Regions from separate parts of the Homo sapiens genome. Here region 1 is linked to region 2. Evidence: chromatin loops called from intact Hi-C (ENCODE). Cell type or tissue: HepG2. All regions are shown on one strand. Each heading gives the region's core, and the rest is flanking DNA. Links, peaks and the distances in the headings are about the cores only.

Region 1 (5,388 bases), core at 70-5,069, 55 kb after region 2:
AAGGACTATTTTAAGTGGAAAAGAGCCAAGATTGGCATTTGCTTGCCAGAGCATAAGATGGAAATGCAGGAAGAGCCTGGGAAGTGTCTCTCATATCTAAGGCAGAATGCTACCAGGGGTACAAACGAGTAGGGCCTGGACATCTTAGCTGCTGCTGGACCTCCAGGTCCCACCGGCCATCATGCTGACTGAACAGCCACTGTAAGAACAGGAAATGGGGTACAGACAATGAAGTCCAATGTTAAAGAGGTTTCCCTGTCCAGGAAAACAAAGGAACAATAGACTCCTACGCTTAATATTTTAAGAGTTTTGTGGTGCTTTCTGAGGACCTGAGGCCCACTTGCTCTTCCCTTAGGACATAGCTCATGTTTCATAAAGCTGGGGCGAGCAGTAGGACTGAGAAGAAAAGTGAGAAGATTCCTCCTTCCCTGCCTCTAATGAACAAACCTTGGGACTAGCAAAGGTTAATTACTTGCCTGATCCAGGCTTATTCCTTGAAAAGGAGCTGAATGACTAAACATTTGTGAACATTGAGTCGCACAGCCCATCAGCAAATGGAGCCTGCCCTACTCTAACCAGGCACATGACCATCACCTGGCCAATGGACTAATTGTAGGACTGATGCTGGATTCAGAAAAAAAGCAAGTCAGAGCTGTTCAGGAGGCTACAGGGGCTGGGGGAGTGAGAATTACAACTAAACAGGACTTAAATGTAAAATTAAAAGTTCCATGTTAGCTTTTCTGAAATAAAATATAAGTCTTTTACTTGAATAAGCTGAATAAATGCAAATGATATCAGGCAGAAAAGATCTGAGATTTGTCTATCCACTGCAAAAATTACACATGTGAATTGTTTATTCTTCTAGTGAAACATATCTAATGCTTTTCCCCTCTCATAATATTAACTTGTTTAAAGAACATTTATACGATAACATCTTGAGTTCTTTGTTTTCTAGGTTTCTCAACCAAAGTTCTCTTCTTGAAGTCTTTGTGAAAAAAAAAAATTGCTGCCTCTTTAAACTAGTGCTCAGGCATGAAAATGTTTAACTAATTTCATTTTCTTGATAAAGTTTATCTGTGATCAGAATTGAGTCATACCAAAAATACTTCTATAAGATTTGACCTTTTACTTAAATCCCACATCGAGATAATATACTCAAAATGGTTATCAATAAGACCTTTGTTTTTTAAAGCACATCTAAAATAAATCACTTTTTAAAAGCAGAAAACTGTTTTCAATTAAGTCTTTTACAGGCAATCAGCTTGAAAGTTATACTTGCCCTTGTATTTTTTATGTATATAAATTATGCCCAAGAGTGCCATGATAGCAGCATTATGCTAACTATGCCTTACCTTTGTATTTACTTCTTGTCAAAATAAGCTTTACAAATTAATTGGTTTTAGAGTGCTTTATGACCAATAATGACTGCATTATACTAGTGCCAGAGTAAAAGCAATGCAAGCAGCAACTACTTTTTCTTGTTATTGAGAAACACCTAGTCTAATTAGATAAGGATAATTAATTCTTAATTTCTTCTGATGAAGAGTTTTCTTGCAGTAGAACAACTTTACCCCATTCCAACAATGTTTATCATTTAGAAAAGCTTTAAAGAGACTTCTGCTTGAGTCTCTGACCCAAGTAATCCTGTGATACCTACACAGGGCTAACTACTAGTCTTGGCCTCCTGTATGTTTTAACCACCTCACCCTTTCATCAATGAATCCTATCTGCTCTTCAGATGCTGGGAGCATACTAGATAAGTAGATAATTTTAAAAGTATCCATTCAAAAATAGGCATTTCATGCCTATAATCCCAGCATTTTGAGAGGTTGAGGCAGGAGGATTGCTTGAGCCCAGGAGTTTGAAATGCCTGGACAACACAGCAAGATCATGTCTCTGGCTTTAAAAAAAAAAAAAAAGGCATTTCTCTTATTTTTTAAGTTTCCCATTTTTCCCCATTTGCTTTCGCCCTAGATCCCATCCATGTCAGTGGCTGCTTTTATTAGTGGCAGATTTTGCATTTTCCTTAGAGATTTACTAAGAATATCCTAGAGGAGCAAAATTCAGAACTAAACAAGAAAAAAAGAACAAAATCCAGGAATACAATAATTATATATATATTTTAATCTAAATTACTATATAATGAGTTTGCTGCTTCTAAAATTAGTGATAAGGGGCAGTTTTTTAAAAATTAGATCAAGGTTGGAAGAGATGTTTACCCAAAGGACCTAGAGATGAGAGAAGAGTCAGCGTTTGGAAAAAGCTGAGAATCTCATTAGCCCAAAGGGGTGAGTACAAGGCAGGAAAGGAAAAGCAAAGCTGAACTTTGAGAAGTTGGATAGATAGGAGCAAAGAGCAGTCCAGGATAGGGTCTCGAACAACTAGGACACCCTTTTCCAGTCCCCAACCACATAGAGGAAGGGGAAGAAGAGAAGAACAGTGACCAAGCTGAAAGTCTGAATTGAACGCACAAAAAACAGCAATAAGAATGACCATAGACTTCAGGTAAAGCCATTCTTCCTCTCAAGTCTTTCTTTTGGACCAGTTACTGGGCCCAAGATCTCTGAGAAGTTTTGCCACAGAAGTAACATCAGTACAACATGTTAGCATCCCGGTTAACTGGATTAAGAATATTAGGAGCTACATCTCCAGCCCTCTTGGATAAGCCACCTGCAAATGAAAGAGCCCCATACCTAGAACTTGCCACCCAAAAGATATGTCCCTGTGCTGTGGCCCAAACAGCTCCACCAACTGGACGAACCTATAACTTGTTGACAGCTTTCTCTCTCTGGTTCTCAGATGAGGAATGATGATAAAACAAAACCAAAAGACATCTTACTGAGGAAGATCAGCTCCAGTGGATTTCTCTGAGACAACCCAAGTTAGATGGAGCTAATGGGAAAAAACACAGGAATTCTTTAAACTATCATTCAAGCAAAACATCTCTCCTAACTGTTCCTTTTAAAGTAGCTAGACCTGTTAGAGATTTTATTGAGTGGATATAAGCACTTTCTACAGAAACATTTTTTTTAAAGTACATCACCTTTTCATAGAACAGAGGAAGAGCTGTCACATCAGTTGCTGATGCCAAGCACAGCAATATAAAGTATATCCCCTACGAGTTAGATGAAGCAGAGGAAAGGGATCAAGAGATTAATATACCTCTTTGACAAAAGCACCCAAAATAAATAATTTTATTATTTATTGCAATTCTCTAATGCCTTATTTTTCACTGAGCTCTAAAAACATGATCATATCCATCAAGTAATACCCATATATATGCATGGGAATTCAATTGTAATTTACATGTTCCTATACTCTCCATGGATGCTGTGATGGTTAATTTTAATGTGTCAACTTGACTGGGCCATACGGTGCCTGGACATTTGGCCAAACACTCTTTTGAGTGTGTCTATAAGAATGTTTGTGGGTGAGATTAACATTTGAATTGGTAGAGTGAGTAAAGCAGATCACCCTCCCTAATGTATGTGGGCTTCATCCAATCAGTTGAAGACTGAACAGAACAAAAAGGCTGAATGAGAGAGAATTCCTTCTGTCTGACTACCTTCAAGCTGGGACATCAGTCTTTTCCTGCTTTTGGACTCAAACTGAAATATCAGCTCTTCCTCAGTCTTGAGCCTGCAGGGAAGTTTTAGAGTAAAACTTAAGACCCATCAGCTCTCCTGGGTCCCAGTTTAACAACTCACCCTGCAAATCTTTGGACTTTTGGGACTTGTCAAGTTCTACAATCACATGAGCCAATTCCTTATAATGAATGTATTTATATACAGAGAGAGAGAGATATGTGTATGTATGTATATATGGAGAACCTATATCGCTCCTATTGTTTCTGTTCTGTGGAAAGCCCTGAATAATACAGATGCATCTATAAATTTATAGCAAAGCTGTGTAAAGGATAAAGATATGCTAAATCATCTTAGTCATTTTCCTCTCCCCTAGAGCCCTGTGTCCTGCTCTCATCCTGCTAGGAGTAACTCAAAGAATAATTTGGGGTAGAAGTCATCCTCAGACTGGAAAGCAATGAGGCACAGCACCACTACCATGCTCAGAATTAACACCTAAATTTACTACCTTTATATATGGCCTTCTGGAAGCAAATGGTTTTAAACAACTTTATTTCTAAGGAGAGACCAAAAGGAGAAGTGAGGAGTGTGGCTGTGGGCCCACTGTTTGGTAAATACTGTAACAGTAACTGTATACCTCTCCTCATAGTGACCTTACTAATTTAATGAAAGTGTGAAGGCAGATGGATCTGGTTTGCAGGGTCTTAGATGACTTTATTGAACACATCATATCAAAGTGAGAACAAGCAATATGTCTCAAGCCAAGATCAAAGAGTTTTAAATAAGCAAAATATTCCTACTAATACGAAAATTTCATTTACCAAAATTCTGGAGCAATGTGGCTTATTCTCACAAGAAAACCCACCAGAGCTAGACAGAACATGTTCCAGAGGACTGCATACACCAGGGAAGGTCAGTGTGGTGTGCAGGGGCACAAAGGATGAGAGAACCACCCAGAGTGAGGACACTGTAGGCAGAGCAAGAGAGAGATTTTCATAGCTGTCATGAGCGGAAACTGGCAAGAAGGAAAGAGGTGTCAAGGAACTGTTTAGGAAGCTTTCTGTATCCTTTCACTATATAAAATCCCTATGCAAAGCCTCCTAAAAATAAAACTTACAGCAAATATTTACATTATTCTTCAAAGTTTCTCAAGTTGGACTGTTGTTTCTTTGAATGTTAAACTACAAAGAGACTGAGCCCATACCAGGAGACCTGGCTTTGTCGGTTACACTGCATTAGACAAAGTCCATCTTCAGATTGCAACATCTTTCCCAATGCCCATCAGCACAGACCTTTCCCATCACTATAACAACCTACAATCCACTGTAAACAGTGTGGTCATCATCAAGAAAAGTGAAAGAATTGAGCTTTGGTATTTTGTGTTGTCTATTTCAGAAGTCTTTCCTTATTTTTGTCATTCTTAGTACCTTAGTATCTCAGCACCCATCAACTAACTCTAAAAACAAGACAAAACAAAAAAAAAAAGCAAATTGGGTTATGTCCAACATTTTGGCTCCAGGCATGGCTATAGGTTTCCTCTGCAATGTCTCAGACCAATAGAAAGATTACATAGACGCTATATAGCAAATGTAGAGAAGGTTACAAATCCCAGCTTAACCTACAATTTCATCACCTGAGAAAACTAGAAAATATTTTAGGTTAAAAAAGAAAAGGAAAACAGACTGTAACCAGTCTGTGAATTACCTATCACAAAAGACACTATAAAGAGGAATCAGACACTACTGTTGTATAATATCTTAGGTCACAGTTACATTCAAAAGTCAGCACTTAGGACTAAAATTAC
Region 2 (5,388 bases), core at 206-5,205:
ATGTCAATTAAATCTCAAGAAAATAGCATTCTGTAGAATATATTTTGGTAAATATTGCTATACATTCATTATAGATGATCACATATGGGAAGCCTATAGAAAAATGAAAAACATACCATGATACAACTATATAAAAATATACATGTATGCAAAAGTTATATTTAACTCAAAAACATCTGCTGCTTAGGATGACAGATTTATCAGTGATTTATTTATTTCTTTAAGTCTTCTTTAACACTGATAATAAATCATTTTTTCAATTAAAAATTATAAATTAGTCAAAAGCAATGAGAGCCATATTTTTTTAACTTATTTGAATTTTTGCCAATTCAATCAATCCATGGGTGGCTGCACAAATTTCACTCCATTAGTGAAATTTCACATTCATTATTATGAGGAAGAAACTAGTCATCATAATACCAGTTCTAATCCCTTGCTGGCAGGTTAATCTAATTAACTTCTCTTAATTGGATGAGTTAATTTAAACTAAAATGCAATTTGATTCATACCATGTTTCACTCCAGACATCACCATAGGATACATGGAATTCTCCGAACTCTTCCAATCCCATTACTACTCAGAAAGCCATTTCAAAGAGCATTTCACAGGCAGAGATCAAAACCTTTCTAAAACGTAAGTGTTGGGGCCAGAAATTAAGTCACTGTATTTTCAGTAATTCATTCATTTATTTATTCAACAAATACTTATTGAGAGCACTAGGCAATGCCTAAGAATATAAAAATTAAAAAGAAAATCATTATCCACAATGAATTCTCAGTAGGTGATACAGACATGCAAAAAGAAATAATGGAATATGGAATAAATTCCCTTACTCTGGTGTTTATTGGCATAACATTAGTTCAGAAAAGAGAAGCCAGTTGTTCCCAGCACAGGAAGAGTGGGTCAGAAAGGCTTCAAAGAGGATGAAATGTTTGAGTAGTATCTTCAAAAATGGGTTTGCCAGGCAGATGAGATTGAGAACACATCCCAGGTACACAGAAAAGAGTGTACAGAACATAGATGTGTAACCCAGCATGAATGCCAAGTGGGACCTAGTAAGAAGGCACAAAAACCTGCTGTGAATCTATCAAATAAGATAGAAATTAACACACGACCGTAAGTTTGGATTTTAGATGGCAACAGCCATTATAAAGCAACAGAAGATTCAGCAAACTAAAGAGAAAGAGTCAAATCTCAGTTGGTTGAAGAGCAAATGAGTGTTGGCGCCGGGGGCAGTGGCTCACGCCTGTAATCCCAGCACTTTGGGAGGCTGAGGTGGGCGGATCGCTTGGGCCCAGGAGTTCAAGACCAGCCCAAGCAATATGGCGGAACCCTGTCTCTACAAAAAATACAAAAATTATCCCCGCGTAGTGGCACCCGCCTGTAAGCCCAGTTACTCGGGAGGCTGAGGCTGGAGAATCACTTGAACCCAGGAGGTGGAGGTTGCAGTGAGATTGCACCACTGCACTCCAGCCTGGGTAACAGAAGGAGACTCCATCTCAAAAAATAAATAAATAAATAAAAATAAAAGTGTCGGGAAGCATACTCAGTAGACCCAGTCATTTGTGGGGCTCAGACATTTTGGCAAGTGATAGACTTAATTCATGTAATAAGCAGGTGTTTATCATGGAATTCTGCTGTGCATGTATTAATTTAAAAAATAAATATTTGGCTGGGCGTGATGGTTCACACCTGTAATCCCAGCACTTTGGGAGGCCGAGACAGGCAGATCACTTGAGGTCAGGAGTTCGAGAGCAGTCTGGCCAACAAGGTGAAACCCCGTTTCTACTAAAAAATACAAAAATTAGCCCCGCATGGTGGCGCACGCCTTTAGTCCCAGCTACCCAAGAGGCTGAGGTGGGAGAATTGTTTCAACCTGGGAGGCGGAGGTTGCAGTGAGCCAAGATTGTGCCATTGCACTCCAGCCTAGGTGACAGAGCGAGACCCCATCTCAATCAATCAATCAATCAATCAATCACTATTTTGTAACTGAATTTCCAATGTGTAGCATCAACAGCTACACAGCTACAACTACAGTATGAGTGATTCTTATAATTTCAGCAAGTCATCCTTTCATTTTTTAAAAAACAATAGTACTCAATGGCAGGTTGCAAATAAATCTTGATATCCTCAGATTAAATGCTATATAAAAATAAAGGATAATCCACTTCAAGTACAAAGATTCCTAAAGTGCAGAGCAAAGAAGCATGTGTTCTGAAATCTTCAATGGAACAAAAGGAGAGTGGTGCAGTTCACAGCAATGCTGCTCTCGGAATGTTTGTGGTGGCATTTCCCTAAGTGTTGCAGGACATTTTGTAAGTACGTTTACTCCTGCATGAAGAGACTAGGCTGTGCTCACACTTAAAGAAAGGTAAAGGGGAACATTATAGAATGGAAGAATTACAAGGGATCTGAAGTGTCATCTATCTAACCTCTATATTTGATGGATGAAGAAGCAGAATTAGAGAGGTTAAGTGAGTCACCCATGGTTTACACAGTGAGTCAGAGCTGAAACCAAGCCTGCAACCCAAGATCCCAGCTTCTAGTCATCTGGTGTATTTGTTTTTGCTGCACCCTCCTGACCTGTCCCAAAGGCCAAAACTAAGTCAGAAACAGAGCTAGAAGTCAGTTACAAGTTGAGTCAACAATGCGGTGATGCCATTACCCCTGGGCCTGTAACTGAGGGTACTTTTTGTAGTGAACGTGGGGGAGGGAAAATCACTCTGAACACCTGTGCTGTGCATACACTCACAACTCATGGAGCAAAGTTCCTCTTCCACCATTTCATAGTCAGTCAGTCAACGAATATTTCCTGGGGGCTACTCCATGCCAAGGACAGTGCTAGGCCTTGGAGATTACACTAAACCAGACAGAGCCTCTCCGCAGAATTACATTCTGGTTGGGGAAGACAGATAATAAACAAGTCAACTAATGAATACACGAGACAGTGGTAAGTCCTAGGCAGAGAAATAAAATGTGATGATGTAATAGAATGTGACAAGAGGGAAGGTGGGCACTGCCTCATCTTGGGTGGCCAGGGGAAGCCTCCTTCTTCTTATTAGTGGCTGGTGCGGAGGGCATGCAGTCAGGCATTAGGCATGAACGTTCACATGAGAATCCATGAAAGTGGCCTAAGCCTGATGTTCAAGGGATAAGGTCAATCAGAAGTCAAGGCAGGCATATGTGTGTCTACGTGCAGGGGGATTTCTGTCCACGTGTCACCAACAGCAGCGGGGAGAGAGTGGGCGGAGGGCAGTTCAAAAGAATTTTCTGTAACAGTTTGCTGCTGTTTCCTTTGGCTTCTATTAGGCTTAGCTACTTAATATGCAATGGTTTTCACCCTGTGGCCTTCCTTCCTTCCTTGAGGCTCTAATAATATTCAATTGTCCCCCTTTTTTCCACATGACTTCTTTCTTATTTTAACTGGATACAACTGTTCATAACCATGGGATGAAGTAAAGGTGATGGAGACTACTATCAAGATCCCCATCCTAATCATAAGCATTTCTAGGACCATGACAAATGTGGGAGAGCAGTGGAAATGCTGATTCAAGGGGCCTTCCAATAAACACAAATGGACTGAATCCAAAGTGAATGCAACACCATCACAGCTTCTTAAGGGAAAACAGCAAGGGGATGTTGGAATTAATTTGAGGCCTCTGACATTGAGAGAGTTGGAAGCAATACAAAACTCAAAAAGTCAATCTGCTTTGGGAATGTTAAAAAGAAACACTTGTTTGGAAAGAATTTTTAAGTGTGCAAAACGAAGACTATTTTCAGTGGAATCTGCTCAGTGAGCCTGACCACACACTGGGGGATGAGAGATGTATCGCTGATAGTAAAAACACAGTATAAAAGATGAAAAATGGTGCACCTGTATAGGGCACTTACCATGAATGGAGCTTGCAGGACCAGAATTTGCTCTGGGTGAGTCGGTGAGTGAGTGGGGAGTGAATGTGACGGCCTAGTAATGATTGTTCACTACTGTAGACTTTAGAAACACCTACACTTAGGCAACCCTAGATTTATAAAAAAGATTTTTCTTTCTTTAATAATAAATTGACTTTACCTTACTGTAACTTTTTTCTTTGTAACTTTCATTTTTTAGCCTTTTTGACTTTTATAAAAATATTTGGTTTAAAACACAAACACATTGTACAGTTGTACAAAACATTCGTCCTTTATATCCTTATTCTATATGCTTTTTTCTGTTTTTTAATTTTTTTAATGTAAACATTTTTGTTAAAAACCAGAACACAAAAGCACACATTAGCCTTGGCCTACACAGAGTCAGGATTATCAATATCATTGTCTTCCACATCCATATCTTATCCCAAAGGAAGTCTTCAGGGGCAGTAACATGTGTGAGCCGTCATCTCCTATGATAACAACACCTTCTTCTGGATACTTCCTGAAGGACCTGCCTGAAGCTGTTTTACAATTAACTTTTTAAAATATAAGTAGAAGGAGTACACTCTAACATAACGATAAATAGTATAGTAAATACGTAAACCAGTAACAGTCATTTATTAGCATTAGTAAGTATTATGTACTGTACATAATTATAGGTGCTTTTATATGACTGGTAGCATGGTAGGTTTGTTTACACCAGCATCACCACAAACACGTGAGTAATATATTGCCCTACAATATCATGATAGCTACGACATCACTAGGTGATAGGAATTTTTCAGCTCCATTATAATCTCATGGGACCAGTGTTGTATATGAGGTCTGTTGTTGACCCAAATGTCATTATTTGGCACATGACTGTAGTTATTTTGTGTTTTGTAATGTCTTTCCCTACTCCTCCTTAGTATCTAGATGGACTTTTAATGCTTTATTTTCCTTGTCTATGTAATATTTAGGAAAATTTTGGATGGCTAGCGGGAAAAGATTATATATCGCCCTAGTTTATCTTCCTGGATAGTTTTTTCTACCACTGCATCAAGCATCAGTAGTTTCTAAAGAGGGACTCTTCTCATGACCACAATGCACTGAAAACATGCCACCCCCAAAATTCCACCATCCTGCTGCACCCATGGAAGATGAAGTGACAATGATATAATCACCCTATAACAGTGAGTTGCAAAAGCCCAGCTCTCGAGACTAGGGAAACAGAAATACATCTGAGGAAACTCCAGCTGCAGAGTTCAGTGTGCCTTCCTATTCTGAAACCTTCATTTTCCTATCCCTTGTTTTGCTGAACCAAAATTTTGACTAAATTCTCTTTTGTTTCTCTGGGAAAGCTCCTAATAATGTATTCCATATGATCACTGCCCTTGGAATGGTTAATTTTTTGCTTAAAGCTAAGGCACTTTATCTTCATAGTATTTTAAATGTGAAAGTTTTCTGTCCTTTGAAGAGATTGGAGACGTAAATTTGGAA

Evidence for each region. A loop is a pair of places that touch in the nucleus more often than their neighbours do. Peaks named below come from ENCODE experiments on the same cell type or tissue, not always from the same donor. Only the 100,000 strongest peaks of a DNase experiment are listed, where the experiment ranks them.
Region 1: a loop joins it to region 2, with 3 times the contacts of the local background. A loop is called at or near these places in 2 of 110 quality-filtered maps.

What each region holds. Positions count from the first base shown.
Region 1 is chr13:50,187,003-50,192,390 of GRCh38, reverse strand. All of the region lies in intron 2 of DLEU1 (deleted in lymphocytic leukemia 1), which reads right to left. Among named protein-coding and RNA genes, the nearest start is that of DLEU2, 64 kb to the right of the region's middle. In HepG2, for the core only: a CTCF peak has its summit at 2,743 (motif pointing left); a DNase peak (open chromatin) is centred at 4,830; H3K4me3 peaks cover 1,063 bases.
Region 2 is chr13:50,242,393-50,247,780 of GRCh38, reverse strand. The region is part of intron 2 of DLEU1 (deleted in lymphocytic leukemia 1); the gene reads right to left. Among named protein-coding and RNA genes, the nearest start is that of DLEU2, 120 kb to the right of the region's middle. RefSeq lists an enhancer at 2,365-3,564. In HepG2, for the core only: no CTCF peak of the experiment used is centred there; DNase peaks (open chromatin) are centred at 2,620 and 3,190; H3K4me3 peaks cover 229 bases.